Regions from separate parts of the Homo sapiens genome. Here region 1 is linked to region 2. A link is an interaction called in ENCODE POLR2A ChIA-PET data of the cell type or tissue named here. Cell type or tissue: GM12878. All regions are shown on one strand. Links, peaks and the distances in the headings refer to the core of each region. The heading gives the core; the rest is flanking DNA.

What was found. Peaks named below come from ENCODE experiments on the same cell type or tissue, not always from the same donor. Only the 100,000 strongest peaks of a DNase experiment are listed, where the experiment ranks them.
Region 1: POLR2A ChIA-PET joins it to region 2 with 7 read pairs; 1 of 35 experiments calls an interaction of 5 or more read pairs at or near these places.

Annotation. Positions count from the first base shown.
Region 1 is chr11:35,032,375-35,039,031 of GRCh38, reverse strand. All of the region lies in intron 2 of LOC105376626 (a long non-coding RNA gene), which reads left to right. Among named protein-coding and RNA genes, the nearest start is that of MIR1343, 94 kb to the right of the region's middle. RefSeq lists an enhancer at 2,554-2,623. In GM12878, for the core only: no CTCF peak of the experiment used is centred there; DNase peaks (open chromatin) are centred at 2,175 and 2,801; H3K27ac peaks cover 1,493 bases.
Region 2 is chr11:35,311,234-35,315,233 of GRCh38, reverse strand. SLC1A2 (solute carrier family 1 member 2) reads left to right here. Exons shown (of 11, transcript NM_004171.4): 3 at 59-211; 4 at 2,786-3,036. Among named protein-coding and RNA genes, the nearest start is that of SLC1A2-AS1, 31 kb to the right of the region's middle. In GM12878, for the core only: no CTCF peak of the experiment used is centred there; a DNase peak (open chromatin) is centred at 1,633; H3K4me3 peaks cover 432 bases; H3K27ac peaks cover 1,340 bases.

The DNA of each region.
Region 1 (6,657 bases), core at 1,281-5,280, 280 kb after region 2:
TCCAGAAGAGGAAATTCCTTCTTGTTTTCCAGAACTTCCCTATGTCTTGGTTTAGATTTTAGAAAAAAATGTTGTCTATAGCATTTAGCAAAGGATTCTCATCTAAGAGAATTGTAACGCCACTGAAATAAAACAAAATGAACAACAAAATAGGGTATATGGGACAGTCCCCTGTGAGCAAAGTAGAGACATTTCAACTGAAATGATGCTGATGGGGCTATGGCTAGGACGGGGCCCCTGGTGGCAGTTTGCTTATTGAGTTACCAGGTCTCAAAGAAGGACTTGCATTCCATGTGGCCTCCACATGGCTTCCAGATAGTGCACTGCAGATCAACTAAGGTTCTTTATCAACGTGTTCCATCATATTTGGGAACTAGCTTCTGACTCTGGGTAGTTTCCCAGCAGTACAGAAGCCTGTTTCAGGGTTGACCCATAAATACTACATAAGCCCAGTGCTAGACAGTCCTTCTGATCCAAGGAACCAGAGACAAATCAATCCCTTTTCTGATGCCTTTTTTCCAGAACCTTTGAAGGATGCAGACCTTAAGGAATCAGGACTTCCAGGATCCAATTTTCTTGTGCATCTCAAGACATTTATCAGATAAAGAAGGAGCATTTTTTGCTGTTCAGTGAGATTCCAGGGCACTTAGTCAAATAGCACCATAAAAACAAAAGGTATTATGTACCATTATTTCCAACTTACGTTCACTACACGGGCAGGAAACTCAAAGACAAGACAAACTTTCTCTGAAGAAAGATTTTATTCATCACTCAATTAATATGATTTGTATAGTCCTGTAGACCTGACAATAAACAGTCACCAATGCCCACAATTCCTCCTATCTCCTTGAAGAGCATTGGTCATACAAGCACCTCTCCAACCTTTTTTTTTTTCCCTAAAACCAGTTACTTACGTACACCATTGAGACTTTCTAGGGTTCCATTTAGAAGAGTCCTGAGAAGGAGTAATTCATCTCACCCACATGGTATGATCTAGATTCTTTAAACACAAGCAACAGAAATCAACTCTAGATTAACTGAAGCAGGAAATAAATCTATTGGAAGAATTCAGAGAAGTTCACAGAATAGACAGGAAGGCAGGAGAGCGAGGCTTGGAAAAATGCAAGAGCTGAGCTGCTCTAGGGAGTTAGGGAATAGCAAACACGATCAAGATCGTGTGTTAAGAAGAACATGTCTAAAACATGTTGAGGATGCTGCCAGTGCCACAGCCATTATCTCCTGCTGCTGTCACCACCATTACTGATGTGCCACTATTGCTGCAATGATCCTATTTCCATGTATACCTGCAGCCTTGTGTCACATTGAAAAGATTCCAAGTCCTACATATCCAAGTATCTGATTGGCTAAGCACAGGTCACTAACCAACACTGCCAGAATTCAGGAGAAGAGACAAGTTTCCTCTTCCCAACTTCTATACCAGGAAATAGGGCACTGGGTTTTACCAACACAAAACACAATAGGGTAGGAAAATCTCCCCACATAGAAGGAGTAGAATGGTGGACAGCCAAAAATAGAAAGGGGAGGGAACATCCATCACATATTTCAGTTTTGTCCAAAAAAGTCAAACCTGTAGTTCATTCCTTAGACAACTGTATCCAAATCCTATTCCTTTTTGCTCAAAGGATCCAGTTTTGATCTGTAGAGTCTATCCTTCTCACATGATTTGGTTTTCTTTGGCAAATTCTGTCACATTAAATACATTGTTTGTGGTCACATCTATTTATTCCCTGATAAATAGGAATATGTGTCTATTTCTTCCAAGAAAGATTTGAGGTGGCTCACAAATTTTAATATTCTGAAAAATGAAAACAGATTGTAGCAATGGGAAATGCCCTTGTACTCTGTGTGATGGCTGCTTCTCAGTGTTTCTAGGATAGAGGAGCCCAACAAAGAGGATGGAAGTTGCCTGGGCTTTTGTATTCTCTTGGTGGTCAAAGGGGCGTGCTGTGCTGATGGGTAAGCCTTTAGGCAATGAGCTGTTGGGTTGGTTGGGTCTACAGATATTGGGAATAGCCAATGTGTGTTCAGGAGAAGCAAGAACTATGCTAGTAAAGGGGTCTACAGTCAAGCTAGGGGTTGGCAAGATGACTAAGGGGGAACCACAAATGGACAGGCTGGAGGAGGAACCCAAGCAGGCTGGCTGGTGGTTGATAAGTCATGGCTGAAACCAAAGAAACTAAAGGGTGAACTGAGGTCAGAGGACAAGGCTGGGATTTCACCTAGAATATACGACTTTTGCTGACAATCGCTTCTGCCAAGTGCTGCCTCTTAGAAAGGCAGCTGGAAGTCATCCTTCCAAGGCTTGACAGAACCCAGAACACCCAGAATGGCAGCTGTGAATCTTCCCTACGTATTCCTCTTTAACCAGAAAAAAACAATCAAATGCTGTTTTGAAATGGACCTTCCAGACATGGAAGTGTGATCAAAAGAGACCTGGCTTTTGTCTGAATCCAGTTTTCTTTTCTTTCTTTTTTTTCCTGTCTTTTTTTATTTCAGACATCAGTGTTACTTGTCAATAAATCCAGCTTTTCTATCAACTAGTTGTGTGACACTGGGCAAGTCAGATTTCTCACGGCCTCAATTTCCTTCTATAAAATGAGAAGGTTGGGCTAAATATTGCCTAAAGACTCTTTGAGCTTTAGAAATGACTAGACCACTTCTAGTTGCACACGTGTTCATGCACATACGCATGCAGACACAAACACATCAGGGTGATTCTAGAATTATCTCCAGGGAGAAAGTCACAGAACATGATTCTTGCTGTGCATCTCCTTTTCCCCTGAAGCTGGTTCTGGGAGACAGGAACTTCCTCAAAAACCACAGCTGTTGAAATGGCCCCAAGGGAGTTATACTTAATTCCTGTTTCCTCACATCCTGAATGTGAAGCCTAGAAGAACTGATAATGGGGTTAGTTCCGCCATATTGCAACCACCAACTGAAAGGGGGAAAACCATGCTACCCAGTGACTTACTCAGTAGTGGATAACTGTAGCCAGAAATAACAAGTCTGGCCAGTTCATAGCTCAAGAATGCATAGTGGCAGCCCAACAAGGATTTCCCTTTTTCCAAGACAAACCATGTCAGCTCTGATTAAACTCCTGATTATGGCTAAATCCCTCTCCTTTACTCATATTATTCTTCCCAAGATTGCGTTCCATCATCAGGTGTTGATTTGGGAAATCTTTGAAATTATTCAACCACTCTAAGTGACATGCAATTAGCAGCCTCTTCAATGAGTGATTTACTGCCTTTATGCACCAGGCACTGTGCAAATTGTCAGAGACCCCACAGTGAACAAGCCCTGTGGGACTTACAGTCTAATATGGTAGATGGAAAACATGCAAATGGGCACAAATGCATATATAAATACAATGAAGAGTATGAAAAAGGAAACCGGGTACTGGGTATGATGGAGAATAATGGGGTGAGGGCAGGTGGGAACTTACTTGCATTGGGTGATCCGAGAAAGTCTCTCCATGAAGGTGATGTTAAAGCTGAGATCTGAAGAATGATAAGGAGCCAGTTTTGTGACATGCAGGATGGGGTAGAAGTAGTATGTAGAATGTGTGTGTGTGTGTGTGTGTGTGTGTGCACGCACTCATGCACGCACACATGCACATTGAGGAGAAGGAGAAGAGACAGATTTTCTGCCACAGGGAAGAACAAGTTGGTAGAAAGCTCAACTGACTCCAGAGCTGAAAGAACTCCCATATGGGTTAAGCAAAAAGGAAGATACTATAAGATGAGACTGAGTTTGGCAGAGGCCAGATCACACAAAGCCTTTGTAAAAATCGGTATTTTCCCTACATTTTTAATAAATCTGATAGGAAAGTATTAAGGCATTTTAGATAGATAGAGGAATAACATAATCTTATTTCCATTTGCTGCTTGCTTTGTGGACAATTAAAAAAAAGAAATAAAAGTGGAAGCAAGAGGACAGGTAAGAGATTAGTGTAGTTCAGGCAAAAGTTAATGACGTCTCAGACTAGGTTAGTTATTCTCAGTTCCTAGGGGACACTTGGCAATGTCTGGAGATGTTTTGATGATCACAGATGCTACCAACATCAGCTAGGTAGAGGCCAGGGATACTGCTAAATATCCTAAAATACACACACCAAATAACTATCCAGCCCAAAGTGTCAACAGTGCCAAGGTCAAAAAACTCTGGACTCAGCGATGGCAGGAGAAATGGAAAGAAGCAATTGAATTCAAGATACACTGCGAGGCTGAAAGGACCAGGAATTCTGAATAGATTACATGCGAAAGTAAAGGAAACAAAGAACCTGAAGATGGCTTTCAGATTTCTGTCTAAAGTAACATCTCATAAGATTATATTGGAAGGATATATAAAACAATTTCTGTCTAGTAGATAGATTTTAGTTCTCAATCTACTGCTTATCAATTGTAGGTTGCAAGATACAAAACTATGTATTTATACCTCCATTTTCCCATCTATAAAATGGGGATGACAATGAATCTACTTCAAAGTATGTGATAAGTATCTATTATCCAATCACGTAAAGTGCTTCAAATAGGCCTGGAATGTAGCATATCACTTACTTTTGTTGTTCTTTACTATTGTTATTATTAGAGTGAGGATGTCATTACAGCTATCAAGGTTGGATACATGAATTTGAGAGTGGTCAGATGGCATTTAAATCTTTGAGATGAGTGTATAGACAGAGGAGACAAATTGTCCGGCACTGAACCTTGGGTACTCTACTGTTAGGATACTGAGGTAATGAGAAGAAACAGCCTAGGGGACTGAGCAGGATTAGACAGTTAGGTGAGAGAAAAGTCAACAGAAGAAAGCATTTTGAGGAAGGTTGAGTAAGAAGAGTATCTCTTGAATTTCCAGGTCCTGGGTAACTCCAACAAAAGCAATTTCAGTTAAGAAGTGGAGATGGAAGTCAGTCTGAAATGAGTTGAGGATTAAATGGGAGAAAACATGGAAACAGAATATGTGGGAGCTTTTTATGAATTTTGGCTAAGAAGAGTAGAACAGGTGGAGGACTGTTCAGTTAATAAGGGATGAAACTTTTTGTTTTGCTTTTTAGAGAAATACCATTACATAATATTTACATTCTGATGAGAATATTGTAGTAGAAAGGAAACATTTATAGCTATCAGAGGGAAAGAAGGCGGTAAGACATCAAAGTCTTTGAGAGGACAGGAGGAGATAAGAGAGGCTAGCCTCTGGTGGGAAGAGGAGCACTTTGTGCTTTGCAACAGGAGGCAAGTAGCAGATCAGTGCCACATAGAGAGGTTTGTTGTTTTTGTATTAGGGAAATGGAGGTGATACATGTCTGGCCACTTTTATTTTCTTAGTGAGGTTTGGGGAAAAGTGCCCCCAGAGGTAAGTGGAAGAAAGCAGGATGTGTTTTGGGTACAAATAGTCACCTTGAAACTGGAAAGGCTAGATTTCTAGAGAAAAATGGTAGGATTGTTAGACATCTTTTGAGACTGATGATCATGAATGCTATGTGAAACCAATGAACTTCATTCTTTGGTTTTCTCTTGCAATGTCCAATTGTTCAGAAGGTAGAGAAGAAATAATTCTCCTCTCATTCTCTTTGACAATGGAATTTGGCCTTGAGAGGAAGACAGATGTTTAAGTCCTCAGAGAATGAGGTGTGACCAGCAGACTGAGGATTGAGGGCAGAAAGGAAAGAGGGTACCGGTAGCAAGGAAGTATACATTCTGAAGGGGCAGGAGGGACGCGGAATGAGATCTGGCACCTCCTCCACTTCCTGAACCTGAAGTATGTGAGGTGTGAGCAAATAAAGAGCCTCTAATCATGAGACTTGGAAGTCAAGTGGCGGACCCAGGCGCTGCCAGGTCCTCATTAGGGCAATGAGATGGAGTTCAGAGAAGAGGTCATGCCATCTTCAATCCCCATTGGTGCAAGGCAAAGTCTGTTCCACTATACAAGGTCAAGCCTGCGTGGTTAGAGCTTCTCTTATTCCCACTCCTCCATTCCCTAATTTTAGTGCAGGGGGAGGATTTTCAAAAATTTTCAGACTAAAAACAACGATTGAGCAAGCTAATTAAGTGGTATGAGTGGTTTCAACAAAACCCCACACTTAGCGGCCAACATGGATTAAGGTGGAGGCTGCTTTTAGGTAATCCACATTGTTTTTCAAGCATCCCCTCCAGCAGTCAGGCTCAAAACACATGTTAAAGTTTTGTTTTAAGTACTCTTGGTTCAAAACACCTTTATAGACATTATCAGAAAAAGAGAAGTTGTCCAACTAACCCCAAGTTTGCTATGCCCTTTTAAATCTGATCCTCATCCTTACATATCGCAGATACTCCAAAGCTTTTCATAGCAAGTGTCCAAGACCAGGGATAGCACTGTCATAATAGTTAACATATGTTGAGTGACGACTGTGTCCCAGGCATTGTTCTAGGCAACGTTCCTATATAATTCTATTTAATGTTCAGAAAACCTTTATGAGTTTTTACCCATTTTTCAAGCTGGGAAAATGAGACAATGAAGAGTCAAGTGACTTGTCCAATGTCACCAGCTATAAGGGGCAGCGATAAGACCATCTGCAGTTTGCACTTGTAAGCATTTGGCTATACTGCTGTAGACTGCAAATATGCAGCACTCATACATTTACTCTCCTTTCCTCAT
Region 2 (4,000 bases), core at 1-4,000:
AGTAAGTCATTTGACGAAGGCAAAAAATAAATTCATATTGTTTTCCCCTTCCTTTTAGGTGTCATCCTGGGAGCAGTGTGTGGAGGGCTTCTTCGCTTGGCATCTCCCATCCACCCTGATGTGGTTATGTTAATAGCCTTCCCAGGGGATATACTCATGAGGATGCTAAAAATGCTCATTCTCCCTCTAATCATCTCCAGCTTAATCACAGGTAAGACTACCTCACTAGTGCCTGGCTAACATGGGTCATACTCCTGCCCTGGCTTTTAATTAACTGTAGAATCTCAATTTGGTTGAGTGAATGTGATCGTCTATGTCATTTCATTTCAGAGCTTTGGTTTTCCCGTCTCTGAAATGAGGATAATCAACCCTAAAGAAATAAAAGCTTGCCATCGATTAGTCAGTCTATTTGTCTTTCTCTCCAGCAAAAAAAAGAAAAAAAAAAAAAGAAAAGAAAAGGAAACACAGCCACATGTTACAAGTGATGATACCTCTAGTGGTTTTAAATTTTTTTTTTTTTTGAGATGGAGTCTCCCTCTGTTGCCCATGCTGGAGTGCGGTGGTGCAATCTCAGCTCACTGCAACCTGTGCCTCGTGGGTTCAAGCGATTCTCCTGCCTCAGCCTCCTGAGTAGCTGGGACTACAGGCATGTGCCATCATGCCTGGCTAATTTTTGTATTTTTAGTAGAGACAGGGTTTCACCATATTGGCCAAGCTGGTCTCGAACTCCTGACCTCATGATCCACCCGCCTCAGCCTCCCAAAGTGCTGGGTTTACAGGCATGAGCCACTGCACCTGGCCTTAATTTTTAATGTCTACTTTTCTCCCCTTTCTAAATTATATTTTGTTCAGATACTGATAAAGGTAATAGATGGAAAAGGAAATTATCTACTATTTTAATTGGGAATTGAGGGAGATTGGCATTAAAAATAAATGAAATGCTAGGTATGAAAGCCCTCTGAGTTTTTCAGAACAAAGTTACTCCTAATATGTGGCATCATGTTCACTTATTTTTCACTACCACCAAGTTGGCCAATGTATGATTTGTTAACAGGTGTATATCCTGAGTCCCAGCATCAATTATCTTTGACTAAAATAATTAATTACTTTATTTGAAAGAATTTGTTCTTCCTCTGTGGGCTTATACTGGTATTTTCCTCCTTACCAAATAATATTGCTCAAACAGGGTATAAATTGATGCCCTTTGGAGACTAAACTCTGAGTTAAGGGCAGGAAGCTGAGCTTTGGTCCATATTTGGGTACCAGCCAGCTAAGTGATCTGGAGAAGTTGTTCCCCTGGACTGGCCACCTCATGAAAGAAGTGAGTGAGGCTCTGGTAACTCCAGGAGATTCAGGGGCTGAGCTGGGTTGAGGCTTCAGCTGGTTGACCAGTGACCCCAGTACCTGAAATGCTGGAACTCAGGATCAGGCACTTAGGGGCTAAGTGGGACCTTATCATTCAGCGCTAGATTGAGTGAAAGGGTGCATTTACCATCAGTGCTCCTCTATAAACCAGAGAAAATGTTCTCTGCACCTGTTAACAGGTCATACGTTGGCCAACTTGGTGGGGAAACCTAGCTCCCGTCGGCTAGAATTAGACTAGGTTGTAAAGAGAAGTAGGTCACACGTAGGTCAGCTTAATTTAGAGCAGCTCACATCACTAACTTCTTCCCCCATAGCAAAAAGGACTAACACCCAAAAAGGGGTTCAATCTCTCTTTCTGGTAAAAGCAGGAACTGAAACCAGGAAGTGAACACATTCAAGAAACAACTGGAAAAAAACCCAGTGGGGCTGGAGTTTTTGTGAATTTGCTTGGAATTTCCTCTAACCTCCCTAGGTATAGATGAAGTGCCCACCATTGGCAGGGTGCTTCACGGGGTGTTCCCTAATCCCTGCATGAGGCTGGGAATGTGGATCTTCATGCTTCACCTCAGAGAAATGAGAGGACTGGGCAAAATCGTTATTCTCAGACTCTCCATGTCAGTTACCAGTAATATATTCAAAAGACATTTTGAGTGTGGCACAGAACTACTAGCTTTTTAGTCTTCCAAGTGAGGACATTAAAACATAAATAAATAAACAAGTTAAAAACTAGCATGTACCAGCAGCATCGCTTCATAAAACAAAGGAGATGTTAAGACCAAAAAAAATAAAAAGTGGAAAGGAATAATCTCAGAATTAAAAATGGGATGTCTTCAACTTTATTTTAACTCATTATTGCAGACTGACAAAAAATTTGTTACAGACCATTTGTAAACTCTAAACAGGAGGATCTCCAACTCTCCCAGTTCTGTAAAATCTTGAAAATCTCCCTGGATAATAGAATGATAAACTATGGGATTGATCAAATATTCAATACAGTCGGCCCTGCATATCTGTGAGTCCCACATGTGCAGATTGAAAATATTTGAGAAAAAAAACTAATAAAAAATACAAAATAATGCAAGTTAAAAATATAGTATAACAGTTATGTACATAGCATTTACATTGTATTAGGTATTGTAAATAATTTAGAGGTGGTTTAAAGTAGACAGGAGGATGTGCATAGGTTATATACAAATACTACACCATTTTACAGAAGAAACTTGGGCACTCTCAGATTTTGGTATCTGTTGGGAGTCCCAGAACCAACCCTCTCATGGATATTGAGGGAAGACTACAGTAGGAGATTTAATCAACCATTAACACATTTGAGTAATATGAAGCTAACGTCATAGAAATGTAGACACAGGTCATTAGCACAAACGTAATAGAATTAATCCTTCTGCATTTCTTTTCAATCCAGGGTTGTCAGGCCTGGATGCTAAGGCTAGTGGCCGCTTGGGCACGAGAGCCATGGTGTATTACATGTCCACGACCATCATTGCTGCAGTACTGGGGGTCATTCTGGTCTTGGCTATCCATCCAGGCAATCCCAAGCTCAAGAAGCAGCTGGGGCCTGGGAAGAAGAATGATGAAGTGTCCAGCCTGGATGCCTTCCTGGACCTTATTCGAAATCTCTTCCCTGAAAACCTTGTCCAAGCCTGCTTTCAACAGGTAACCCAGAGTTCAGATGTTCTCTCTTCTCCAGTCCTCTAAGTTATCAAGGCGATAACTTAAGAGTATTTTAACAGACCAACTCTGGGTAGAAATTTTCTAAATATATAATTATCTCTGTCTAGGCCCAGGGATTCTATGAGGTGGTTTAGGGCAGGATCTTGGGATTGGAGTCTCCTGGTTTTAATTTTTTTAAACATCCCTTTTTTTCCAGCTCACTTAATATATTTTTGCTGTGGGATTGTCCTCCTTTCTCCCCCACCCCCCCCCCCCGCCTCTCTCTCTCTCTCTCTCTCTCTCCCTCCCTCTCTCTCTCTCTCTCTCTCCTTATATCTATCTCTTCCTTTCCTTTTTGTGCATGAGGCTGGGAAATGTGTCTTTGAGTTGTCCATGGGCATATTTTTATTAGCCTTGCCCACAACCTTCTAGAATACACAGTGGTTCTCAAACGTGGCAGTAAAGCTAAACCACCAATGGCACTTTTAAAAAAATACAAATACCCTACACAATCAGAATCTCCAAGAGATGAATCTGGAGCTTGGGTAGTTTTTTAAATTGTGGAAGTAATACATGCAGATTATGAAAATTTTAGAAAGTATAGAAGTACACAAAGTAAAAGTTAGAAGCTTCTGCTTCCCCTTCTCTAGAGCTACTTATGTTGAGAATGCTGTTTCCTCCCCTGTATTTTTCTTTTGCCACTTATGCAAGTGTGCATAATCTTTAAAAGAATTCAACCCTGGCTGGGCGTGGTGGCTCATGCCTATAATCCCAGCACTTCGAGAGGCCGAGGCAGGGGGATCATTTGAGGTTAGGAATTCAAAACCAGCCTGGCCAACATGGTGAAACCCCATCTCTACTAAAAATGCAAAAATTAGCCGGGTGTGGTGGCGCATGCCTGTAATCCCAGCTACTCGGGAGGCCGAGGCAAGAGAATTGCTTGAGCCCGGGAGGCAGAGATTGCAGT